Regions from separate parts of the Mus musculus genome. Here region 2 is linked to region 1. Evidence: chromatin contacts called from ENCODE Hi-C data. All regions are on one chromosome and are shown on one strand. Each heading gives the region's core, a stretch centred on a gene start or an enhancer-like site at or near the end of the contact. The rest is flanking DNA. Distances are from core to core; before and after follow the strand shown. Region 1 holds the start of Unc13b (unc-13 homolog B). Region 2 holds the start of Fam166b (family with sequence similarity 166, member B).

Region 1 (2,977 bases), core at 227-2,726:
GTGGGTGCTGAGACCCACAGCTGGGCCCTCTGCAAGAGCAGCAAATGAGTTTAGCTGCTCAGCCATCTCTCCAGCTCCTTACTCTTTTCTCTTTTTTCTTTTCTTTTCTTTTCTTTTTCTTTTTCTTTTTCTTTTCTTTTTTTTAAAGACAGGGTCTGATGTAGTTCAGGGCTCCACTGAACTCACTATGTAGTCAAGGATACAAGGATAGTTTTGAATGGCTAGTCCTGCTGCCTCCGCCTCCCAAGTGCTGAGATTACAGGCATCTGATGTTTTGCTTGGCCTCAGACTGTGTGCAAGCAGCTTTGTTGGCCAAGCCTACGTGACAAGGAACTGAGGCTGGCCCATAGTTAATCAAGAACTGAGGCTATGATTCCAAGCCCTGGAGGAATTGGGTTCCGCCAACAATCACAGAAGGGAGGTTGGAACTGAGATACTCCAGTCATGCAGGCACTTGAGAGTTTCTGAAAAACCCTCAACTGGAGGACTCGGCTCAGTTGTGCCTGGATTCTTGACCTGCAGAAAGTTCCGGATAATCAGTGTTGTTTTAAGCTACTAAGCTCTGGGGTTATTTAGTTCATGCCAATAGACAACATACTGGCTGTATCTACTTAGGTCTAAAATGTGTGCACCTCACAATTTTATTAGATTGTTTCCCACTGTTTTATACTATTGGCCAGGTGCAAAGTTTCCAGTCTTGCTGGTCGGCCTCTGCATTCTCTAGGAGGATCCTTGATTTTATAACAGTTCTGTTTGTTCTTTCTAAATTCAGTACTAGAATTCAGAAGTTCAACTCCTTTTCAGTTCCTTGCTTGCTCTAGAAAAACTGCGATGAATAGTTAAATATGCCAACCACTGGCAGCCCTAAAATGCCCACTATCTTTGAGATCTCGTGACTAGTGTGTTCCAAATCTTCCCTAAGGTTCAGTTTTTTTTCTCTTCTCCAGATTCGTAGTTCTAACATTTGGAAAGACACTTAAAAAGAGAGAGAGAGAGAAAGAGAGAAAGCTTCGTGTAGCATAGGCTAGCCTTAGATTTACCATGTAGCCAAGGATGGCCTTGAATTCCTTATACCCTAGCCTCTATGTCTGGAAGAACTGGAATTTTGCCGCCATAGCCCTAATGCAACCTTGTGTAATTACTATGGCAAATCTCTCTCCGGCTGTAAAGCCTCGTCTCATTAAGGAAATCAATTGCCAAGTCTTCAATGAAGAGAATCTGGTTTTTGTGTGGAAACTCCACGCACGTGGGAGGAGCAAAAGGTTTCAACTCTCGCCTCACACAGGTGAGGGCCAGCCCCGCCCATCCTTGCTTTGAAGCCCTTTCAGTGGGCGGAGCTGCTATCAATCTTGGTTATTAGAAAAATGAAGGGGGACCTCGAAGTCTACGTGCTCCCGGGGGGGCGGGGTCGGCAGACTGGGCGCGAGCGGATTGGCCGGGAGGCGTAGCCCTTGGGGATTGGTTCCGCCCAGTCTCTCGCAGGGATCCCAGCCGGAGTGAGGGGAGGGAGTTCTGGTCGCTCACGCTTCGCAGCTATGGCGCCTCGGGGCCGCGCCCAGTCCCCAGTTTGCCGGCGGAGCCTCAGCTCTTTCCTCTGCTCACTCCGACCGTGAGAACCCGGGCGGCTTCGAGGGAGCGGGGAACGCGGCGGGCGCCGGGGACCATGAGGAGCGGCCGGACCCGCGAGGCGGACAGCAGAGGGTGGCGCGGCACCTGCTGAGAGAAAAGAGGGAGCGGCCGGGCTCCGCGCCGCCGAGGTGCGGCGGAGGCTGGTCCGCGCCTCGGCCATGTCGCTGCTCTGTGTGCGTGGTGAGTGCGCGGCCGGCGGGACCCGCGGCTCCCACGCCTGCCCGGACACTTGTGGTAGTGTCCCGGCGGCGCTTCTCCCGAACTTCGCTCCCCGCGCTTGCCCTGGGTGGCGAATGCGTTCGTAGTCACTTCTAAAGGTCCGACGAGTTTCCCCCGCTCCTTCGTGACCCCCCTTCCGCGGCGGACTGTTATCCGTCCATTCTGGCAGCCGTGAGACAGCGTTGTTGTCGGGCTTGCCAGATGCTATTAAACAGTGAAAAGGGTCCGATGCCAGTGGGCACCTGAGGGGACCTCCTATGGTTGGCGCCTGTCTAGAGCGGACAGCTTCTTCTTCTCCCCGCGCTGTGGAACTAGTTGGCCCCGGAGTAGCAGCTTTTTATGACTCTGACCGTGTTAGTGGTACAGCTGTCACATCCCTTCAAGTTTATTTCTTGATTTGCATCTTACTATTGTCTGTCTCGTCCCCGGCTCCTTTCCTGAACCTCAGTTTGTGTCAAGGCATAGATTATATTTTCACATGACACTTTGAAGAAGGAGGTGGTGTTGGCTTCTCCCCTTTGGGAGTGGAACATGGAGAAATGGTTTATTTTATTTTAGCTTTGGCTCTTTCTCTGAGGACACTTGGTCCATCCAGGAAGGGATGTGTTTGTGTGTGATGGTTCTTGGAAACAACAGTCTTGTTATATAGTCCAAGCTGGTTTGGAGTTCATTGTATGGCTCAGTCTGGTTTGGAAGTTGTGATTTAACCACCTCACCTCCCGAGGACTGGGGTTACAGGAAGCTTTTTATAAAACCAGAGCTTTGGAGTTTAAGTCATGTGAGGTACAGTGCCCTGAATTTAGCTCTAGAGACTGTGTTGCTGGTGTTTTTATTTTTTACAAAATAGTATTCCGAGTGCCAAGCTCCGTAGAAATTTTGAATGAATGCAAGAACTGTGATTTTAGAGAGATTAACTGGCCAGAAAAAGTAGGGTTTGGATTGCTGATTGAATTTGATCTTGGGAGATTCAAATTACAAGCCATATATCTGTTGAATAAAATGAGATAAAGTGGTTTGATTGTGAGAGCGTATTTATCCACTAGAGCCTTCCCAGAGCCTTTTCCTGTCACTTTTACAGGGTAGCTAAGAGTTCATGTTTCTTTTGGCTGTACGGATTAGAAGCATTGTT
Region 2 (2,977 bases), core at 185-2,684, 370 kb after region 1:
GCCCGTGAAACCTGGGGGTGGGGGAGATGCTGAGTCAAGACGTCCTGCGGTCTCCCCTCGCCTTTGGTTGCTACCCACTTCCTCTCACCTGACATGAAGAACTTGTGGGGATCTGTATCATCCATGGAGTAGGGGGAAGCCTGATGAGAGAAGTCAATGAAAGAAAAAGAATTAAGTTCAGGCACCCCGCAGACAGCTGGCAGCCATGCCCCACGGTGCCCCCAGGCAAAGCACGAGCGCCCACCCCCACCCCACCTGCCTGCCCCATCTCACATGTGCCAACTCCTGCTTCAGCGGTGGCTCCTCTGCCTCCCGCAGCTGGTCTTCTTCCACTTCTCTCTCTCCCTTGGCTCCGTCTGGCAGTTGATGGCTCTCTTGCTCCCCGTGCCTTCGTGTAAATTCACTCATAGCTTCAGCCCAAACCTGGTTGCAGTTCTTGGCAAAAATGAACTGTGCCCGTGGTATAAAACCTGACGGAGAAGATGTGTTAGTTCACGGCACGTTCTCTTCGAAGGGGACACCCATTCAGACCTCTATACAGACCTGTATACCCAGGGATTATGCTGGAGCTGAGCCTTTCATGCCCGCGCCTGGGAGGCAGCCTCCCCTTGGAGATCACAGGAGATCTTGGAGACTGGATGGGAGGCAGAAGTGTGCGGTGGGCAGGAGGCCAGGCTAGACCAGGAGGGCCTCGGAGTAGCTGACCAGTCACCTGCCCATAGGTCTGGCCCATGCTGAACCGAAGTAGCGGGCAGTGTCCGGTGTACCTGCAGCACAGGATCCATCCCATAGCTCTGAGTTGGACCCTACACCACCATCCTGACACAGGCAGGAAAGCCCCGCTTTGGTGTGCACTTGCAGCAAGTGCTTGTGTGTTTATTTTTACACGGGGTCTCACTCTCTAGCCTAGGCTGACCAAACACCTTTGATCCTTCTACATCCCCGCCCCATGCTTGGCTCACACGGGTCCAACCACTCCTGCCCCAGCTTGAGTCTGGAGGTCTTTATTTCTGTTCTTTGTCTCTTTTACCTACTGGGGACAGGACCTAGTGCCTTGTGTTCTAGGCAATCATTAAATCACTGAAGCGACTACATCCCCAGCCCTCTGCCTGGGTGTCCAGTCCTTCCTGCTTTTACCCTGTTTCCGTGGGGACCACAACACAAAGCTTTGTTAGACCTGGCTCTCACAGCCGCTAGATTCCCCTTTCCATACCATACCATTGACACACCCCAGTTCTCATCTTGACCCCAGTGTCTGTGAACTGGCTCCTAGATCCCAATCCCCATTCCCAGAAGCAAGCAGGGGAGTGCTCTGGGAGGAGTCTTACCCTGGAATATAATGCGGATTCTCGCCGCTGAGCCCTGGGATGGAAGTGTTGACCACAGCCATGGGAACTGGCGCAGTTCCTTTTATTTCCCTTCCAGGAGGGACTCTGGGCCCTGTGTACTGTGTCCAGGGCTATGGGGCAGGAGGGAGGGGGCGGGGCCGAGAGTTGGCGAATGAAGGCCCACCCCCCACTCCCTGGAGTGGGGATTGCTGGGGTAAAGCCAGCAGAGGTGGTGGAGAGGAGCTTCCTGGTCTTCCCGGAGTGGGTGCCGCTCTGTCACTTGGAAAAGGGCAGAGGCTGAGGGGAACAGCTGCGAAAGCCTCTGGGTGGAAGGCAAGAGGATGAGGCCAGCCTGGTCTACAGAGTGAGTTCCAGGACAGCCAGGGCTACACAGAGAAACCCTGTCTCGAGAAACAGAAAGAGAGAGAGAGAGAGAGAGAGAGAGAGAGAGAGAGAGAGAGAGAGAGAGAGAGAGAGAGAGAGAGAGAGAGAGAGAGAGAAAGAGAGAGAAAGAGAGGGAAAGAAAGAGGGAAAGGGAAAGAAAAAGAAACAGATAATTGCATTAATGCAAGGATTATTTACTGGATAGCTGCTATACTCCAAATCATCCACTCATTAATAACGTCTTGCTCGGCTCAACACCCTAAGGATGGCAGAACGTACTATGCGGAAGGAAGGTCCACAAGCCTCTGGCTAAGACTGAGCCGCTGGCCTCATGTGCAGCTGCGGATGATACTGTTTACCCTGACTGCCCTGGCGCCCAAATTAATGTACCAACGTCCTGGAGCTGGAAACAGAGGCCCCACACAGGCAGGGCAAGTCCTCTACCACCCAAGTGTATCCCCCAGGACATAAAGATATTAGCTCAGAAGAATGTGAAGCCAGAATTGTGGGGTGGGGGCAAGAACTGGGGCATGAGGCCCGGCAGGCTTTGACACCTATCTGAGGGCCTCATCCTCTTGGAGGAGGTAGGTACCTTAACTTTCTCTGGCCCCAACTTCTCCAAACTCCAGTGAGAAAGTTAAAATACCTGAGCTTACCAAGACTCTGAGGGTCAGCGGTCTCGAGAAGGTAGGTGAAAGGAGTGGTGACTAAGGCCTCACGAGGATGCCTCGGCTTCTGACACAGGGAATGTGGGTGAGTGGTAACCCTGTGAGGAGTCGGGGGTGTGCTCCCACTCAGAGGGTTCAGGGAAGGAGAGTCATGTAAGGATAAAGGATTAAGACCAGCAGGCAAGCCAACTTTACTTTTTTAAACAAAGCAAAGTTTTTAACAGTCTAGATTGTGAGCCTGGGCTTCTGGCACTCTTGTAGCTAGGAGGGGCCCTGTGGAATAGCCTTAGCTCCTCAGAAGGAGACACACAAGAGGAGAGGAGGTTGCTTTCTGGCTCGAAATGGCCCTCTATGTGATGATGGAACACTTGAGCAGACACCTTGAACCCTTGAGAACACTTCCCAGGGACAAACATCAGGGTGGACTAGATGGATGAGAGACTGAGCAGCTGAAGTGACCCACTTTTCTATTCCGTTATTGTTAAGGCCATTTTTACTTTGAGTCAAAGCGTTATTACTTAAAGTCTTTGAAGGCTAGACAGGCTCAAAAGCTAAATGTGGTAGCACACTCCTAACATTGGCACTTGGGAGGCTGAG

What was found. Hi-C counts contacts between places; a loop is a spot of excess contacts on that map.
Region 2: a loop to region 1 is called in a map of gastrocnemius, with 3 times the contacts of the local background. The contact joins the promoter of Fam166b here to the promoter of Unc13b in region 1. A Hi-C loop is called at or near these places in 5 of 37 maps with a recorded cell type or tissue (T-helper 1 cell, T-helper 17 cell, gastrocnemius and 1 more).

Annotation. Positions count from the first base shown.
Region 1 is chr4:43,057,477-43,060,453 of GRCm38, forward strand. It overlaps Unc13b (unc-13 homolog B), which reads left to right and starts at 1,477. Exons shown (of 40, transcript NM_001384106.1): 1 at 1,477-1,809. The coding sequence starts at 1,788.
Region 2 is chr4:43,427,700-43,430,676 of GRCm38, forward strand. It overlaps Fam166b (family with sequence similarity 166, member B), which reads right to left and starts at 1,435. Exons shown (of 6, transcript NM_001369077.1): 1 at 1,329-1,435; 2 at 544-767; 3 at 274-470; 4 at 89-140; 5 at 1-11. The coding sequence starts at 1,390.